Linked DNA regions of Homo sapiens: region 1 is linked to region 2. The links are chromatin loops, found by intact Hi-C in ENCODE. Cell type or tissue: endothelial cell of umbilical vein. All regions are shown on one strand. Each heading gives the region's core, and the rest is flanking DNA. Links, peaks and the distances in the headings are about the cores only.

What was found. Hi-C counts contacts between places; a loop is a spot of excess contacts. Peaks named below come from ENCODE experiments on the same cell type or tissue, not always from the same donor. Only the 100,000 strongest peaks of a DNase experiment are listed, where the experiment ranks them.
Region 1: it touches region 2 in a loop (2.5-fold over the local background); 1 of 110 quality-filtered maps calls a loop at or near these places.

What each region holds. Positions count from the first base shown.
Region 1 is chr5:125,833,895-125,838,293 of GRCh38, forward strand. All of the region lies in intron 2 of LOC124901056 (a long non-coding RNA gene), which reads right to left. Among named protein-coding and RNA genes, the nearest start is that of LINC02240, 340 kb to the left of the region's middle. In endothelial cell of umbilical vein, for the core only: a CTCF peak has its summit at 1,856; a DNase peak (open chromatin) is centred at 1,857.
Region 2 is chr5:125,547,907-125,552,305 of GRCh38, forward strand. The region is part of intron 3 of LINC02240 (long intergenic non-protein coding RNA 2240); the gene reads left to right. The region is part of intron 8 of LOC124901056 (a long non-coding RNA gene); the gene reads right to left. Among named protein-coding and RNA genes, the nearest start is that of LINC02240, 57 kb to the left of the region's middle. In endothelial cell of umbilical vein, for the core only: no CTCF peak of the experiment used is centred there; DNase peaks (open chromatin) are centred at 1,785 and 2,545; H3K27ac peaks cover 1,746 bases.

The sequences.
Region 1 (4,399 bases), core at 319-4,318, 290 kb after region 2:
TGGTGAGGGCTGCATCCTCTGGAGGGGAAGAACACTGTGTCCTCACATAATAGAAGGTGGAAGGGCAAGAGGGACAATTTTCTTCTGTCAAGCCTTTTTATAAGGGCACATAATCCCATTGATGAGGGGAGGACCTCTCATGACTTAATTACCTCTTAAAGACTTCACCCCTTAATGCCATCACATTGGCAATTAAGTATTAACACCTGAATTTTGAAGGAGAAACATTCAAACCACAGCAAGAGACAAAGACACAGACATACAAACATCAAATAACCAACTAATCGGGATAACCAAAAACTTCCATTTTTGAAAGAATAAGTTACCATTAGAAATGAACAGTGAAACAGGTTTCTGTAATCGAATATACTCAACTCTCTTCTCTAGGAAGAAGAGAATACCTATTTCTTTAAAAATAAAAGATAGGAAGAAAGGGAGAGAGGGAAGGGCAGGAGAAAAGAAGGGAAGGAAGAAAGAGAGAAATATTAACTGAACTTCATTTTTCTTATTTGGCTTTCTTCTAAGAGTCCAAACAAATGGAAAGCATTTCTGTTCAAAATGAGATTGCTTTTGTTCCTAACACTGATCAAGATTTTTGCTCTTTCTTCTTCTTTCTTTTTTTCCATCTCTTTTCAGGACGCCAACTCTGGGGCACCTCCCAGCTTTTGCTTGCTATGCTCAGACAACAACCTACACAAATCCACAGTTAGGCCAGCAGGCTGGACAGAGACTAAACTCCTACTCCAGCCACATGGTGGGATTTCTCAGTGCAGCCCCAGCCCAGCCTATCCAGGGCCTCTCAGGGTTACATTCTCTCAGATCGACAAAATTTGTTTCTAGGACTTTTATTGTTTTAATTCTCAACCGTCTCTTCTCTCAGCTTCCACACACAGTCACCTTGACGCATTGCTATTCTTTTCTAAACCCACCCTCGGAAGAAAGTGACAATAGAGTTTCCCAAGTTCCATGGGTAGAAGATTGGACAGAAGAAAAGGGAGCAGCCAGGACACTGCGGTAGATCCAGTTTAGCCTTTAAGGTCTGTGCAGCGTTCACACACAAAGGAAATGCGAGTCTCTTGCTACTTGCAGATGTTGCTCCCCTCGGGCACTTTGACCAAAAAAGAAAAAAAAAAAAATGGAAGAGATAAATAAGCGAAGAAGAACCTTTGTGGAGGGGAGGAAGTGAGGAAAGCCCTTTACATTTGTGTTCTCCACATACTCCATGGCAATTAATTCGGTTTCGTCCCAGGAAAAAGCTCTCAGTATAGCAAGCAACATGAAGCTTTGGGTGTTTTCTTTGTTCAAGGTTAACTTTTTGCAAGTCTGATTTCCCCCTGCTCACACAACTCTGCCACAGAGCTCTGGTAGGTAAAGCATTCCTGAGCAAAATAAAATGAAATAAAATAAAGCCTCTACTGTCTGCTCCCAAGCTTGTCTTATTGGCATTTTAAGGCAATATTCAACTCTCCTATAGACGTAATTTTCCATCAGTTATTCTGCCCCAGAGTAGAACACAAAGTGCAGAGAGAAGGAAAGAGACAGAGGCTGCCTGGAATCACCTCTATACTAATAATATCTATCAAGGTTCACTTGGGAGCGTCCCTTCCTCCTTAGGCTGCAAGGACTTTTTTTTTTCCTCCTTCTGCAAACCTGACATGCAGCCAAAAACTCCCAGTGAGGAGATATATTCATTTAACTGTGCAAAGGTCAGACAAAAATGTGGTAAGGGCATTTTATTTTTCAACGCATATTAATCTCGATTTTGCTCCCCTTCAGAGACTCTTAAAAAGCCGTGGGAGTCAGCTCAGCACCTCAATGCAGATTTCTGGCAAGCACCATTCAAGGATCTGTGGGCTGCAATGACACGGGTGGTCAAGGGCGGAATTACACAGCTCAGACCCGAGCCAGCTTCTTTGCTTTGACTGTTTTCCTCTTGCTGCGTCTCTTTGGTCTTCGGAAGGAAATCTGTTAGGTGGTTAATTTTAAGTGAAGGGCTACCTCTAGCATTAGCATGCCCAATACAAATGCTTCCAATAACAATTCTACAATTTGCCTCTGTGAAGCAATAAAAATTAATGAACACAAGAATGATGGGTGAATGTCCAGGAAGAATTTACTTTTGTTCTTTGTCAATTAATTAAAACGCACCCACACACACTTTGTTTATTTATTTTTTTATTTTTTTATTTTTTTTTTTACAGCCATGCTCTCTTCTTTTCTGGGAAAAGAGAACAAGGATGTATCATAATCTTTTTACCACATCTGGCTGTTGCATTTTCCTCTATTTTTCCAGCTCACCTAAGATTCAGCTTACGATATAGCTTCTAAACATATTATTTATTACTACCTCAATCATAGCCAAAACTTATATGTGTTTACCAAACAAATCCTATTACTATGTCTTACCTAGGTTTTGCTTATATTATGTAAAGGGTCCTTTCATTTAAAATCAGTTATTTCCTTTATTAAGAGCAGCAGGGAATTTGGTTGCACACTGCAGTGGTTAAATTGCCAAACCTGATTCAATCCAAAGAATCATCTCCGAACACTCCCAGTTGAGAATAAGCCTTGGGCAGAACTCCAATTTGTTGCAAAAAACTTTAGCATATAAAACGGTTATGAAAATATGACAACAGAAGATCCATTTCAGTACTGCTACAAAACAGTATGTTTCTGGTGTATTTTTGACCAAACATCCTCCCATGCCCCCATTTACTTCAATCAAGTACACCACCTCAGTGCTGGAGAGTGTAATAGGAACACTCTCATATTAAGATGCACACACATTTATGTGGCCATGAACATTCAAGATGTATTTGTAGAAGAATTCTGCTTCTATAAATTACATTCTCATAGAGAAAATGATAATCACTTTTAGTGCTTTGAGGTTATGCTATTTTCACATCAGATGTGAAGCTGCTTTTTGAAATCTTAGATAAAACTTTTAGATTAACAGCTACTGTGCACAGTTTAGCCCTAAGGCAAAGAAGGATGGAAAGATTAGGATTTCTTTCTTATTTAAATCTTACTGTTAAATCACATGGAGCCAGCTGAGTTCTTGGGGGGAAAAAGTCAGAAAATAGTAGAGTGAGAAAAGTAAGCACTTTAAATTGATAACTCTTCATACATTTCCCTAAACCTGCTTTTTATTAGACATTAAAAGTAGTTGGAATACATTTAATAAGTTGTTTTCGCTCTACTACTTGGAACACATTGAAGTCTTTCAAATGGTGGTTGAATCAAACATTCTGAAATGTTTTCCAGGGTGTATAATATAAAAAAAAATGCTTCTGAAATAAGATAAGGAATGTTTAACTATTATATATCACTTTATATAAATTATAGCTGATTATCAGCTATAATAATAAACATATATTGAGAAATTAGTTTTCTAAATTCTTGTCTTGTAAGAAGTAATGTAGAAAGGAAAAAATACCTAAGAGAGACTAATCTTTCCTAGTTAAAATCAATGGTTCACCGCATTACATAGAAAGCTTCCTTCCGTGTTCCCCAATCTACAGAAACAGAGAGCACTAAGTATAAGAGCTAGATTTGAGGTAAACAGTGAATTCCTTTTCAGATGACTCCCTTTATTGTTATTATATTTAAAAACATAAAGGGAGATGATGCTTGCCATCTTAGGTTATATTATATCTTTAAAAATGTTTATTTATTAATGCCTTTTAAAATTGAATTGTGAGACTTGATTCATGGTTTTCAGAAATAAGATATTTGTTTATGTGCATATAAGAAAAACTAAACATATTAAGAAATCTCCATGCATTGAAACAACTGGCTTATTTAATCTTGAGTTATTGCTGTTGGCTAAATATAATACCAGGTTGTTTTTCCTTAATTTTTAATATTGAATGAACTTGTTCAATAACTAAAATAGTAGGTGTATTTTGAACTATGCATCTGGAAATTTTTTATATTCATTCTCTATCCTCACGGAAGAGACCAGAAGCAATTTTAGTGTCCATAATTTTTGATGTAGCACAAAGGTTTTCCCCAATATTTCGCAGCAGAGCACTAAGATGCTTGACCTGCCTGAATCTGTCTCACTTGGCTAGAGATGGCCTGTCAAATCCATCAAATACTGATTGGAATAGATTACTGAGTTGATGGAGCACTGGGATTAGGCCCATCCTTCTGCAAGAGACTCCGTAATCATGATGAGAGGTTATTGTTGCCAAGGAACTCAAAAGAGACAAACCACACTGCATGCAAGGATCAACTAGAGCTTTTTGTAATGCAACAGACATTGAAAAATGATACAATTCATGACATGCGCCCCTAAGCCCAGTGAACATCAAAAAAAAATATGTTTAGCAGTCATAAAAGTACAACTGCAACATTTTAACAAAAGTAATAAATTTGGAAGGTTTCCAAGCCTTCC
Region 2 (4,399 bases), core at 286-4,285:
ATACGCATATATATGTAAGTATATACACACACACGTATATATATTATTTATATAAATATATGTATTTATATGTGTGTATTTTTCCGTTTTCTTGTGGATTTTTCCTCCATTTCATTGATTATATCTTTTGTCATCTCCACTTTACTATTTTTATTTCTATTATTGTATTTTTCAGTTCTATAATATCCATTTGGCTTTTTTTAATAACATTTTTCCTGAGATTTTCTAATTTTTCGTTTATTTCAAAAGAATTTCTGATTGCTGTATTCTTTGGCTTGTAGCTCCTTTCTCCATATCAAAGCCATAAGTAGCATATCATCTTCAAATTCTCTTTGCTTCCATCATGACATAGTCTTCCCTTTTTAACACTGATCCTCCTACCTCCCTCTTATGAGGACCCTTGTGATTATATTGAGCCTCCCAAATAATTCATCATACTCTGCATCTCAAGATTCTTAATCACATCTGCAAAGTTTCTTTTGGCATGTAAGATAACACATCCCAGAGATTAGGATGTGGATATCTCTAGGGGCACATTATACAGCCTGTCTTATCACCTTTCAGAATTCTCCTCTGGTTGTCTCTTGTGTTGTCTCCAAGGATTATAGTTGCACTTAGGGGTGAGGAGCAGGAATAGATGAGTATACACCATTTTGCTTTGACTGGCAGCATGATATTTTTGTCTCTAGCTTTGTTATATATTCAAACTATATAACTACTTCCTTATTGTGTTTTTTAATTCAAGTCATTGGTCAAAATATTGAACAATACAAGGCCAATCACAGAGTCTTACAGAACAGTTTGGAAATGTTTCACTCTATTTTGGTCCTCTTGGGGTATGTCTGGAAATTTATGAACCCATTTGTTTATACCATCACCAAGTTAATCTTTTTCCATATTTTCTCTAAAATAAAATAAAAATTTAATAAAGGAGAAATTTTGCAGGATGCGCTGCTGAAATCACGAGTATGGTATTTTCTTGATAAATAGACTAGTTAACCCTATGAAAAATAAATTCTATTAGTTTTTTATTACACTTTTTTCAGTAGGCTGTAAACATCATTGTTTATCTAAATCACTCCAAGTTCTCTGCTTCATAAGACATTATAGAATTATGACAGAAATAATCAGATCACTGTTCTGAAATTTCCCAAATCCATCTATTTTCCCCTTTTGAAATTTTGGATCAGTACTCTGATTGCACCTTTGAAACTTCTACACTTTGATCCTGAACATTATTAATGACAGTTCTAACATCAGATCTGCAGATTCTTGCTTCCTTTTGGCATGTCATCCTTCTCAGACTGAAGTGAGATGTTAATTTTAAAAAACCAATTCTCTTTATTAATTTTACTTCCTGTCTTGGTATTGAAATTTCCTCTTTAAAAGCTATGTTTATCCTGCCACTCTTCAATTTTCAAAATAATTCTTACTACCTGAACTTTTCATCTATTTATTTACTCAACTTGTGTGACACACTTGATAGGTGACAGGCACTGTGCTAGCCCTAGGGAATATAAAGATTAATCAACTGATAATCTGGTAAGCTTTCCTGTCATCTGTTCATTGTGCCGTTTTCCCTGGGCAATGATCTTGGCCCTCCTTTGTTCACAGTCTGTCTCTGAACATGGCTTGCAAAGCCTTTTCCTTTCTTTAGCTGTTTCTGCAAGCCTCAGCCCTCTGTCCTCTAACCTTTCTGACACTGTTCTTCTAAGTCCAGGCTGTGCTTCTGTTTTCATTCCTGGCTCTGTGCCCCTCCTTCTACCTCTTCTACATGTCTTTTTATATTCCAAGCTTTTGAGAAAGCTTCCTGCACAGTTAAATCAGTTCCTTTAGAAGTCCTTTCTTTTCCATTTGAACAGAGATTGTATAAACTGAAGTTCATTTTTTCTACCACACCCCTTGAGCAATGTTCCCTTTTAAGGCTCATACAAAGGACGAAACTGCTGTATTTTTCCTTTAAGTACTTTTGAAATCTACTTTAAAAAAAAAATCTTAGTTCCATGTCTGGCTTAAGCAAGTATTTATTTTCTTCAAAATGGCAATCTCCACAGTACTTACCTATTTCTCATCATCAATACTTTTCCTTTTTAATCAGAATGAAGTTTACAGAAGCAGCATCTTTATTTCTTCATTTGTTTTTTAAAAGAAAAAAAAAGTCTTAGGTCCTATTTCTTCAGCACAATGAGATTCCCAGATGGCTGAAACTAATGATTTTTAACCTAATAATTTTTCATTTTTTTCTGCTGTTTATAGTAAAAATCATGTTTAATGACAATCTCGATCATTTTCTCTAAATGCCTTTTCTAAACAAAGACATAAAATCTATTCTTCTACCATTTCCCTTCCCTACATATTATAAAATTGCTGCGAATACAAAGAGTCATGTCTTTTCTTCTGGCTCTACTTACTACAACCCAGCTGTCTGCAGAGCTACCCACGGGGTTTATTATTTTTGGCTTAAATGCAAACCTCTAATTATTAGTATAAGCATAAGTTCTCCTTGCTGACAGTTTAAGATAAAGTAAATTGGAAGTGACATAAAAGGGTGTGTGTGTGTGTGTGTGTGTGTGTGTGTGAATGTGTGTCACCAAGATTCTTTCTTGCATCCTGAAAAGTCCCCTCTGGATGACCAACACCAGCAACCATTGTGAGTAACTCCATGCTGTTAAAAAGTGGGCATTCCCATTGATTTGTAAAAGTGACAGATACAGCATGTGATTGTAAATTAGCAATGTGAAGCTAGTCCCAAGGGATCTCCAAGCAGGTTCCCCCTACCTCCCACTCCCCAGTAATTATCTGGCTGCTTCTCAAGTATTTAAACATTTCCTCTGACTTGCTGCAGTGATTCCTATGGGCTTTGTTTTATCTCTTTATTCTCTCATTCTCCTTAATTTACAGTAATTCAAACAAAAAATATATTAAACATAGGAAATTATCTTTGCCTAATTGCTCTTATCTTCACCTTTATTAGCTCTGAGTAATTATTTTCTTTTTGGACACTGTTCATATCATAGTGGTCCTCTGACTTTAGTGTGCATAAAAATCACCCGGGATGGGCCGGGCACGGTGGCTCACGCCTGTAATCCCAGCACTTTGGGAGGCTGAGGCGGGAGGATCACGAGGTCAGGAGATTGAGACCATCCTGGCTAACACGGTGAAACCCTGTCTCTACTTCAAAAAAAATTAGCTGGGTGTGGTGGCGGGCACCTGTAGTCCCAGCTACTCAGGAGGCTGAGGCAGGAGAACAGCGTGAACCCGGGAGCGGAGGTTGCAGTGAGCCAAGGCCACACCACTGCACTCCAGCCTGGGGGACAGAGCAAGACTCCTCTCAAAAATAAATAAATAAAAATAAAAATAAAAATCACCTGGGGTGCTTATTAAAAATGCAGATTTCTAAGCTTCCACCCAGTGATTCTGATTCAGCAGGTCTGGCAAGCAAAGCAGCTGGTGTTTCTGTGTATTTCATGTGATCCCCAGGTGACCATTATGCAAGTGATCTGTGAACTCATTTGAGAAGCATTAGATTCAAATCTTAATCTCTTTTCAAGCTTAAATGATGTGTTTCTATTTTTATCTAGTTTACATTTTTCTTTGAAAACATTTGTAATAGTGATGATTGTCATCTTTAGCTTTGTAACTGTGGTTCAAACCATGTTGAAGCTAGCTCTGCTGAGGCCTGAAACATTCCACAGTGTCATAAGGAGGACACAGCATGTGAGAGGCCCAGAGCAACACTAATCCTAGGCTCTGCGGTTCATCTTCTGCCATTTTATGTCTGTGGTGGGGTCTGTTTGGAATGCATCTCAGCCCACCCTTGATAACAGCAACATTTCACTCTTGAGAGGTTCCTCATTTAAATATTTTAGATTAAATTAGATATTACCTTTACATAGTCATATTTTTGAAAAACAGCTGGTCAATATAAAATATTTAAATACTATTAACTTTATAAGGCAACTAATGCTATAGCACCTTAATCAAAAGCAAAATGCCATTTGATGAAATGGCATGACTTCGAAATGCGTAGAGACAAACTTTGGCCCAGACTAAATGTCAGCAGTAAAATACTTGGTAACGAAATGAGCAAGACCAAAGGTCGGGCTTCCATAAAAATCCTATTCTAGCTCCAACTTCATTTTAAATCACTTCAGATTATGTATAGTAAGTTGACTGTACTTTCAAGTGAGATATCCTTCCTGTCAATTTCAAGCTGGGTATTGCCTGTGAGACACAAATGTTTCTGGACTGGGAAGCTACACTTAGTGTCATTTTCCTCTTTCTCTTCTTTTCAGTTCATAAAAGTCTCCCTTGGTGACTAGATCTCTTTTTAGGAGAAAGTTCTGCAAAATAGCCTGAGATATTTTATAGAATAAATGAGTGACATGTGGTCTCATAT